Regions from separate parts of the Homo sapiens genome. Here region 2 is linked to region 1. A link is a contact called in ENCODE Hi-C data. All regions are on one chromosome and are shown on one strand. The core of a region is the stretch at or near the end of the contact, and the rest is flanking DNA. Distances in the headings are between cores, read along the strand shown. Region 1 holds the start of TRPM2 (transient receptor potential cation channel subfamily M member 2). Region 2 holds the start of SLC19A1 (solute carrier family 19 member 1).

What was found. Hi-C counts contacts between places; a loop is a spot of excess contacts on that map. Pooled maps may share reads with other maps.
Region 2: a loop to region 1 is called in a map with no recorded cell type, with 4 times the contacts of the local background. The contact joins the promoter of SLC19A1 here to the promoter of TRPM2 in region 1. A Hi-C loop is called at or near these places in 1 of 168 maps with a recorded cell type or tissue (CD14-positive monocyte), 1 of 37 single-sample maps with no recorded cell type and 2 of 50 pooled maps.

The regions. Positions count from the first base shown.
Region 1 is chr21:44,351,366-44,356,667 of GRCh38, forward strand. It overlaps TRPM2 (transient receptor potential cation channel subfamily M member 2), which reads left to right and starts at 2,256. Exons shown (of 32, transcript NM_003307.4): 1 at 2,256-2,500; 2 at 3,283-3,371. The coding sequence starts at 2,336. RefSeq lists enhancers at 2,472-2,521, 2,682-2,731.
Region 2 is chr21:45,540,308-45,545,417 of GRCh38, forward strand. It overlaps SLC19A1 (solute carrier family 19 member 1), which reads right to left and starts at 2,133. Exons shown (of 6, transcript NM_194255.4): 1 at 2,061-2,133. RefSeq lists silencers at 1,567-1,626, 1,977-2,286, 2,327-2,406 and an enhancer at 2,261-2,773.

The sequences.
Region 1 (5,302 bases), core at 1,006-3,505:
GGGCTCCACTGCCCCCTTTCTCCGGGAATAGCTCTGTGCAGGGCTTGGGTTTGGAAATCCACCCACATGGGGCCTTGCCTTGCTCAGGCCTGCTTCATGCATCTGTCTTCTGGAAGCTCATTTCCTGAGTGCTCTCAACACTCACACCTGTGCCAGTTGCTTGTGGAGAATTTTAGCTGTGAACCAGGGTGGCCCAAGCTGTTCTCAGGTGACTTGTGAGAAAGGGATTGAGCCTGTAATTTTGGGTAGAAGAACCCCAGAAAGGGCTGGATGGGCCCTTGGAAGGTCGTTGCCAGGCCTGGGTTTTCAGGGTTCTGCACCCCTGGGCTGAGGCTGAGGCACCCGTCCTGTTGGGCACTGGGTCGAGCCATTGGCCCCCCCACAGCGGGCATCAGATGCTCACAGGGGCTCCTGGCTGCCTCCTGCAAAGTCGGGTGGTGCTGGAGCAGGTCTGACCTGCTTCCCAGGGCCTGCTTGCCTCTGGGATTAGAGGAACCTGCACAAGACCCCAGGGGCTGTGCTGAGGTGGACAGCTGCCTGAAAGATGAGCGTGTGAACAGAACATGCTGGTCTTAAGGCAGAGAGTCCCACACCGTGGACCCTCCCGTCTGATGCTGGGGTCTTCGTTTCCAGCGTGGAGCCATCCTCATCCCGTGCAGGGTGGACCGCCTGCCTGGGGAGCCACCTGCAGTCTGGGTCCCCTTGCGGTGCCACTGCGATCTCTCTAGAGCCTCCTCTTCCTCCTGCCACTGGGGACATCTCTGCCCCTCTGCTTCCCTCGGAAGCTGGTTGTGAAGCCGGGCCAGTGGCTGCGGGGACAGCTCATGGCCCTGGAAAGACCCCACTGGCATGCGGCACAACATCTGCTCTGAGAACTGCAGGAAAAGGCCGGGCAGGGCACCCCTGCCATCCTGCCAGTGAAGTTTACGGGTCTCGGAATGAGTGTGGCCAAGGGGCAAAGGGGAGGAGGGAGAGGGGGAGGTGGGGTTGCCTGAGAGTGCCCGCCCCAGGACAGCAGCCCGTAGCTCAGCCCCAAGAGCCCGGCACCGAGCTTCGAGCTGCGTGGCCCCGAAGAGGGGCTCAGTCACCTAATGTGATGAGGGGACGGCAGAGCAAAGGCTTGTCTGACAGTGACCGTCGTGTGTAGTGGAGAGGACGTGGCCAGAGATCTGGTTTCAGGGCAGGGATGAGGGGGGATTCCAGTCAGATCTTTTGCATCCCAGCAACCCTCCCCTTGACACCTTTGGGGCAGTGGCAGGGGATGACCATGGATGACCTCATGAGAACACTGTGGGTGTCAGGGACTCAGGGAGGCCCCGCAGGGCTTGAACATGCTTATGTTTCTCATTTGTAAAGGGAGGGCAGTCATCCGGTGGCTTCTTGTGGCCTCGGTGATGAAGGCCACATCAGAGCCAGGGGGAAAGGATATGAGAGAAAAAGATTCATTTGAATTATTGTCTTTTTCCTGGAGTGGAGAGATGTGGTACTCCCCAAAACTTCCTTTCTAGGCTGGGCACAGTGGCTCACGCCTGTAAAACCAGCACTTTGGGAAGCGGAGGCTGGTGGATCGCCTGAGGTCAGGAGTTTGAGACCAACCTGACCAACATGGTGAAACCCTGTTGCTACTACATACAAAAAAAATTAGCAGGGTGTGGTGATTGGCGCCCATAATCCCAGCTACTGGGGAGGCTAAGGCAGGAGAATCACTTGAACCAGGGAGACCGAGGTTGCAGTGAGCCGAGACTGCGTCACTGAACTCCAGCCTGAGCGACAAAGTGGGACTCCGTCTCAAAAAACAAGAAGAAAAAGAAACTTCCTTTGTGGACAGTGAGGGCTATTTAAAAAAATTTTGGAATATGAAAGTAGTCACTGGTGTCTGGAAGCAGGAGCTGTGCAGAATTGTACAGTTGCGAAACCATGTCGCTGGCAGCTGGTGCTGGCGGTGGAGACTTCCCTGTGCGGTGCTCAGTGCAGCTGCACCCGTGGGGGAGGGAGCTCTTTCTCTGGCCCTGCAGTCACCTGAGGTTGTTACCATTATGAACGGCCGCTGGGACCCCCGCATGTGCATGTACTCCCCCAGAGTGTCCGGGGGCCCCAGCCAAGGGACACAGCTCAGGCAGCTGGGAACATGTGCAGGCTGATGAAGAGAACCGGATGAGGGCTTCACATGAGGAAGCATGTGGCCAGGTCCTCTCAGAACATCAGCCTCATCTTCCTGTCTCTGATCTATTTCAGCAACCACCCCATGTGTCTCTAGAACCCCAGTGTAGCGAGCTGGAGAGAGGACTGTCCTGAGGGCAGCAGGCCTGGTTGCAGCTGGCGTGGGGGTCTCAGAATGGAGCCCTCAGCCCTGAGGAAAGCTGGCTCGGAGCAGGAGGAGGGCTTTGAGGGGCTGCCCAGAAGGGTCACTGACCTGGGGATGGTCTCCAATCTCCGGCGCAGCAACAGCAGCCTCTTCAAGAGCTGGAGGCTACAGTGCCCCTTCGGCAACAATGACAAGGTAGGCTTTCTGCTGGTCAGCCTGCAGTTGGCACGTGGCCACGGAGGTCACCGTTGGGCAGGTCATAGCTTGAGGCTGTGACGACGGGGGTGGGAAAGGGTCTGCTGACCTTGGGGGCTCCTGCCCAACCATACCTTTGGGAGAACAGAACTGGGGAGGGTGATGCGTGTCTCGTCTTCTGTGGGTTGCATGACCATTTCCCATGGTTGGTCTGATTGGGAAATCACCGGGTTAACTCAAAAATGTTGCGCTAGAGTCCTGGAAATCTGTTACCCGTGCTTACCTTGTTGCATAATGATTTCACATCCTTTATCCGATTGGGAGGGCCTGGGCCTGGGCTAGCTTTCCCCAAAGCCCTGGATACAAAGACACAAGTATGTTGAAAGCACATGGCATCTTGCAGTCCCCTTGCCAGGCAGGCAGGAGGGTGGCTGCCCTTTTTCCGATGGTGCAAGATCCAGGTCCCCAGATCCCCAGCCTCCACGTTTTCCACCACACCATGTTGTTCCCAAGGAAGGTGGTGGTGCTGTAGAAACTGTAAAGTGCGCGCACATTCAAAATGGTCCCAAGAGGAAATGATTTCTTAGATTCATTCCTCCCTCCTGAATCCCCACCGGAGAGTCTTGGCAAGGTGCTTCTAATCTTTGGCTCAGGGTCGCGCAGGCTTCCTTCCTTCAAGCAAATAGTGTGAAAGCTCCTCAAGGAGCTCAGATGTGTCTCCAGGGGGCTGGGTGTGCTCTTTCGAATGTTGGAAGATCTCAGTGTGCTGTCTTTACCTTCAGCAAGAAAGCCTCAGTTCGTGGATTCCTGAAAACATCAAGAAGAAAGAATGCGTGTATTTTGTGGAAAGTTCCAAACTGTCTGATGCTGGGTAAGTGACGTGATTTGTGTGTAAGACCTCTGACTTCTTCCTTCCGATCCCACATGGAGTAGCTGATCAGGCCAAGACCCCTCAGGGCCTCAGTGAAGGGTCACTGGAGATACCTCTGTCTCCATACGAGGCTTAGAGTCCACAGAGCATTTCCACCTAACCCTTGCAAGCCTCCTGTCGGGGACAGTTGACCCTCATCCTGCCTCGCAGGTGCAGGGACCAAAGTGCAGAGTTTAGGTGACTTGTTCAGGGTCATAAGGGCACTGTCGCGCGGCGAGGCCCAGTGGTGTGAACACAGATGCATCCTCTAATCCTCTCATTTCCACACCTGCCCCCACCCCAAGAGAGAGAGTCCCAGGGTCCAGGAACTGGAAGGGCCTTAGGGAGAGTCCATGGCCAGAAGACTGCCCCCCTGCACAGCTTGCCAAAGCCAGAGGCCCGACTTGCCCCCAGGCCCCACAGAGCCCCCTTTGCCCCTCCTCCCCACAGAGCCCACGACTCAGGTGTGGCCAAGACCCCCGCCCAGGCAACATGGCCACTGTCTCTGAGTGGCTGGATATGGCCCTCCGGAGCCGATGGTGCTCCCCGCAGTTGGCGCCCCTTTAGGCACGGACAGAGTGTTGATTCATGTTTGTGTGCCCTCCCCGAGCAACACCCATTTCATGCTCTTCCACAAATGGGCCACACGCTTCCTCCTTTTACTCCATTGCCTGGTGAGCTCCTACTTATCCCTCAAGGCCTATTGCAGATGCTGCCTCTGCCGTGCAGCCTTCCGTGACTATACAACCTCTACCAGGAAGTGAGCTTCCCTCCTACCGCACCGTGTGTTTCTCTTTGATCCCAGCTGTCGTGCTGTAACTGTGTGGCTTTGTGTTCATCTTTCTTGCTAGCTGCTGAGCTTCTGGGGGGCTGGGACGAAAGCAGAGTGTTGTGTTAATTCCCAGAGAGTGGCCTTCAGCTCATATTTACTGAATATGGGGAGGGAGAAGCATCCTGTGCTTGGGAAATAGAAGAAGACTGTGTTGCCCCAGGGTACCTCTAGTGTACTCGGTACATCATCAGAGTTTCACGGTCACCAATACAACAGCTGTCCCTCCGCATCCCTGGGGAATTGTTCCCGGACACCCACGGACACCAAAATCCCATATCTCGTATCAGTCCCAAAATCTCATATCAAGTCACTGATATGAGATGGTGTGGTATTTGCATATAAACTATGTACATCCTTCAGCATACTTTAAATCATCTCTAGATTACTTATAATACCTGATACAATGTAGATGTTATAAAAATAGTTATACTGCATTTAAAAAATTTGTATTTTTGGGCCGGGCGCGGTGGCTCACGCCTGTAATCCCAGCACTTTGGGAGGCCGAGGCAGGTGATCCACCCGCCTCGGCCTCCCAAAGTGCTGGGATTACAGGCGTGAGCCACTGCATCTGGCTATGTTATTTTTAATTGTTTTTTTTTTCCTGAATATTTTTAGTCTGCGTTTGGCTGAATCTGCAGATGCAAAACTCGCGGCCATGGAGGGCTGGATGTAGAGACAGTGATGAAGAGCCCCATGTGGAAGGAGCGGGGTCTGTAGAGCAGTGGTACTCCAGCCTCGGAGCTCACCCTTGTTACTGGAAAGGGGTCCCGATCCAGACCCCAAGGGCGGGTTCTTGGATCTCACACGAGAAAGTATTTGGAGCGAGTCCACAGAGTAAAGTGAAAGCAAGTTATTAACAATGTAAAGGAATAAAAGAATGGCTTCTCCATAGGCAGAGCAGCCCTGAGGGCTGCTGCTTGGCTATTTTTTTTTTTTTTTTTTGAGACGGGGTCTCGCTCTGTCGCCCAGGCTGGAGTGCAATGGCATGATCTTGGCTCGCTGCAACCTTCGTCTCCCAGGTTCATGCGATTCACCATGTTGGCCAGGCTGGTCTGGAACT
Region 2 (5,110 bases), core at 883-3,382, 1.2 Mb after region 1:
AGACAACGGGGAGCCATCAGGAGCTGAACTAAGCCCAGGGTCTGCGCCCACAGTCCATGGCCGCAGGAGTCAGATCCCCACCCACAGGACCCCCAGGGGCCCGGGAGCCCTGGGTACTTGGGCCCCCTGTTCTGAAAGGTGCCACCTCCAGAAGCGACCAGAACATTCCTTCCTTGGAGAGACAGCCAGAGTCTCCGCCAGCAAGGGGCTGCTGCTGGTCTTAACAGTCAGCCTCTGCTGCCAGCATACTCAACTTATGTGCCGTGAACGTAGCCCACTGACAGAGGCTTGGCCATCACGGCCCAGACCACCTCCAAGAGGAAAGATAGGGAACTTGGTCACCATCATAGAAACGCAGCCCCAAGCCAGGGGACGCCTAGACTCCAAGTGTCCAGACCCCAGCCCAGTCCCATACAGCTTGAGGCCTCTTCCCGGCATCTGAAGGAAGTCCCCGACCAGACAGGAGGGCCACGGGGAAGCAGAGAGAATCCCTGCCTTCAGGAGAAGGTTGTAACAGCCCCTGCAAATCCCCGGCCCCACTGTCCACAGTGACCAGCCCCACCCAGGCCCTGTCCTTCCAAGCACCAGAGAAGGCCAGAGACCCGCAATCAAAACACAAGCAAACGCCACCTATCATTCCGTGTTTAAACCAGCTCCTACTCTGGAAGGCTAACCAAGAATGTTCGTTATGTTTTTTAGAACGCCTGCTAGTTTAAAAAGAAGAAGAAGAAAGCATTGCACACCCTCCCACCCCTGTTCAGATGACCAAGTTCAGGGTTCCTAACAGCATAATTAGACCCTCCGGCTATCACTGCTGCAGGCCCAAACACCCGAGAAGCACTCTTTCTCATCTGTGTCCAGCAGAGATAACTGTACTATCTGGAATTATAAAAATCCACCAAAGCCCCTTCGGAAAGAAAGCAATTAGCAATTGCAACAAGCAGTGCACAGGTGGCACCCAGGCAAAGGCGGCCAGTGAGATGCAGCCTGGCTCCCAGGCCTGGACAGGGCAGGCAGGTGCACTGGGCCAGAGGCACCTCGGCTCTGCTGATTGAATCTGGGCTGTGCGGGGATCCTCGGGTCTCCGTAGGGGGAGGCCACCTCTTTACAGGGCGGCCAACAGGCGCCTCCAAGGACTTTATCCCACCTTCCCTCTGGATGCATTCTGGATTTCGGGGCCAGCTTAGTTGGCCTGTGTCCTGAGGCCAGGCAGGCCAGACTCCCCAGGACAGGAGTTTCCGATGGACAGGACCCTAGGGGGATGGCTTTCCTGCTGTAGCGGTGTTGGAAGGACCCACTCGGGAAAGGCTCCAGCGGCTGTCCAGGCTCTCTCTGAGACGCCTCGGGATTGCTCCGCTGGATCCGCACCCACAGCTGCTCCAAGGGGAAGTTGCACCTACAAAGCTTCTGGCACAGGAGACAATGGTCTGGAGATGTGCCAGGGGCCCGCCCCACGCGTGGCTGGCAGGGTTCACCCACCGGCTGGCCCGTCCCGAAGCAACACGTGCCTGGGCGCGAACGCCGGATCCACGCTTTCCTCCAGACCCGGGGGTGGGACTTGGCGCCCCAGGATGACGCGGAGGGCAGGCTGGGGGCCGGGACTCCCCACCCCATTCGCAGGCTGCGGCGGAAAGCGAGCGGCGGGAAACCCGCTGCACAGCAACGGTTCTGCCAGGCGCCCGGGCCACCGCGACCCCCGCGGAGACCCCGGCCCACGCCCCGCACCCTCCCCAGGGCCCCCCAGACCCCAGGCTGCAGACCGCAGACCCCGGCCACGCCCCGCACCCTCCCCAGGGCCCCCCAGACCCCAGGCTGCAGACCGCAGACCCCGGCCCACGCCCCGCACCCTCCCCAGGGCCCCGCGGACCCCAGGCTGCAGACCGCAGACCCCGGCCCACGCCCCGCACCCTCCCCAGGGCCCCGCGGACCCCAGCGCCAGCCCCCACACTCACCTCACAGGGCCCTGCAAACCTCGGCCCGCGCCCCGCACTCACCCCAGGGCCCCGAGACACCCCGCAGCCCCCGACACGCGGCCCCGTGGCCCCGTTCCCCACCGGTACCTGCGACTCGGCGGGGCGGCTGCCCTGGGGCTCCCGGACCCGGCCCCGCGCACGCGGACTCCGGGACTACAGCGCCCACAAGGCGGCGCGGCGGGCGCGCGGCTGCGGGGTGGGCGGGTCCGTCCCGCCGAACGCGTCCTGAGGGCGGGGCCTCGCGCGTGGCCGGGCGCTGCGGCAGGAGCGTCCCCACGGGGCACCCTCCCACCCACGGCCGTCTCCCAGCCCCGGCGCCGGCCTCTCCCCACCCGGTCACCGCCGGGGTCACGCGGCCCCTCGTGCTGCGGCCCTACCCCTGGGGCCGCCCCCTGACCCCGACCGCCCCTCGGGCCCCCACCCCCGCCGGCGTCAGCATCCTGGGGTGCCACTCGCGGAGGTGTCGGTCCCTCGGGCGGGCACCCTGCCATCCCTCTCCCCCGCGTTCTTCCCACCCCCGGTCCCCTCCTGACCCCCCCTCCTCGACGAGGCCTTGTGCGTTTTCCTTTTGGCACCCTGGAACACCTGCATTCCTGGCCGCAAGCTGGATCCGGGACGCGGGTCGGGCCCACGCGCCCTCAGGGGTGGCCCTGGGCCGCCTTCGTGGGGCTCCAACAGGGACACGCACAGCCTGCTCTTGGGGACCGCACGGCCCCGAACTCGGCGCCCCCGGGACCCCGCCGCCCGCCCTCCTGCCTGACCGTGACCCGTACGGGCTTGTACCAAGGAGCAAGCCGGATCCAGGACGTGGCCCGGGGCCACCAGTCCCCATCCCAGCAGGGACAGCCCGGGGGAGACCCGCGCAGGCCTCGCAGACGGCAGCGCAGTCACACTCAGGAAGGGGGGCCTGGGCCACTCTCCCAGGAAGGCGTGGGGCTGCGGCAGACAGCACCGCCGAAAGCCCAAGGCCTGTGCAGGACACGGGGAGAAGTGGGGGGCCTCAGGGTCACTTTCCCCTGGAGTTACCCAGGGCCTGGCTATGGGGAGGGAAGCCAAGCCGAGGGCTGTGGGGGCCCCAAGGCTAAGGAGGAGCCAGGAAGTCCACTGCACAGAACAGAAGGGGACGGCCACCGTGGTACCCACAGCTCAAGAGTGCGGGTCCCAGGCGAGGGGTGAGTCTGGGGCAGCAGCCCCTGGAATGTACCCCTTCCGGAGTGTAGACAGCACAATCCGCGACCTGCCTCCTGGTGTTGCGGGGGTGCTCTTGGTCTCCCGCCCACCAGCAGGGCAACCCCACCAGGAAGCCAACACAGGGCCCTTGCCCTAAATGGCCGCCTGCCCAAAGCTCTGGCCTGGGCCTTCTTTCCAGAGTCCTGAGTGTAGCAAGCCACACGAACAAATCTCAAAGGAACTTAAAAAGGATTTGTTGGCTGGAAATGGGGGATCTGGGGTAGCTTGCAGAATTTAAGGGAACACTACAGGATGGAGCGCCTCACCTGGAGGGACCCCCTGCTTTGTGGGAGCCCTGGCTCTCTCCCCTGTACTGGCCTTCTCCACGGGTGGGCAGAACCTGGCCCTGCTGGAAGACAGGAGGGGCAACGCGGAGGAGGAGGGGCCCTTCCTTCCCTCCAGGCAGAGAGGAGCCAGCCATGGGGCCAGCTCGCCAGGGCAGCCTGCTCCCTTTACACGCAGGACAGGCCAGGAAGCCGAGGGGAAGTGGGGATGAACAGCAGCGGGGCTCCTAGACCCCTTCCCACAGAAGGATGGCTCCCACCCCCTTCCCGCCTGGAGACAGCAAGGCAGGGAGCCACAGCCCCAAGGGGACCCCGCAGGACCCACAAAGACCAGTCCCTCACCTGTCTCTCCGGTCAGGTGTAGCCGAGCGAATCCGCCCCCGGCCGCGAGGGGCCTGCCCAAGCTGCCCTCGGGTCCCCCTGCGTGGCAGGAGTCCTGGGAGTTCCCCAGCCACACAAGGCCCAGGTTTCCTGCAGGAGCTGCTTCGGAGTGGGGAGGTAGGGCTTCTGCCACCAACAGCACTTGGCAGTTGTAATCTAGAGGCAGCTGCTCTGAGGGAAGAGCCAGGAGACTCGTGAAGAACTTACAGAAACCTCCATTGAGGACTGCGAGGAGTGGCCACAGACAGTGGGGCGTGGGCTTCCAGAGGGCTCCACCCAAAATAGAGATTTACAAACGCAGGTGACTTGGGAGTGACACTGGCATCTGGGAATGGATCCTGTGCTTGGGCCCTCACGAGCCTCCAGCGGTCCCCGTCCTTGCGTGTTTCATTATCGGTTTGTCAAATAGTTAAGTGCCTGAGCGTCAGGGATGGCAGGGAGAGCTGGTCCCTGGGAGAAGCCCTGGGTTGGAGGGATCAGCAGGGGCCCAGCAGTGTGGATCCCGGCCCTCCAGCCTGTAGGCTCCAGCCATATACAGTGATGTCTGGGGGCTGCAGGCCGCAGAGACCCCTTCCCCTCCTGGAGGGGCTCAGGTGGGCTCTGCAGCCCACCCCACAGCAGTGCCCCATCCCCAGCTCCTGGGCCCCCACTCCCCGGCAGCCTTAGCACCCATAGTCCAGGCCCAAGAAATCTCTGCCAGAGAATGAGGACCCTGCCCACCCACTGCCTTCTGAGACCAACCGGCCAGTCCTCTGCCTTGGCTGGAGAGACGCAGGGCTGTCCCTGTGGTTAAGGTCCCCGTCAGCATAGGGAGGCAGTGGCATTCGAGCAGCCCTTTCCCTCAGCTGGTGCTGTTGTGGTGGCTGTGGCTCTGGAAGCAAGGCTTGGACCAAATGCTAATACATGGACACACATGCACAGAGACACACAGATCCATGCAGACGTGCAGAGACGTGCACATGCAGATGGACACAGACATGCGCAGACACGCACACACACTGATGTGGTTTGGATTCTCTGTCCCCTCCAAATCTCATGTTGGAATGTGATTCCCAGTGTTGGAAGTGGGGCCTGGCGGGAGGTGTTGGATCATGAGGACGGATCCCTCATGAATGGCTTAGCACCATCACCTTGGTGATGAGTGAGTTCTTGTTCAGTTAGCTCACTCAAGAGCAGGTTGTTTAAAAGAGTCCGGGACCCCCCCCTTGCCCTCCCCTCCTCCCACTCTTGCTATGTGACGCT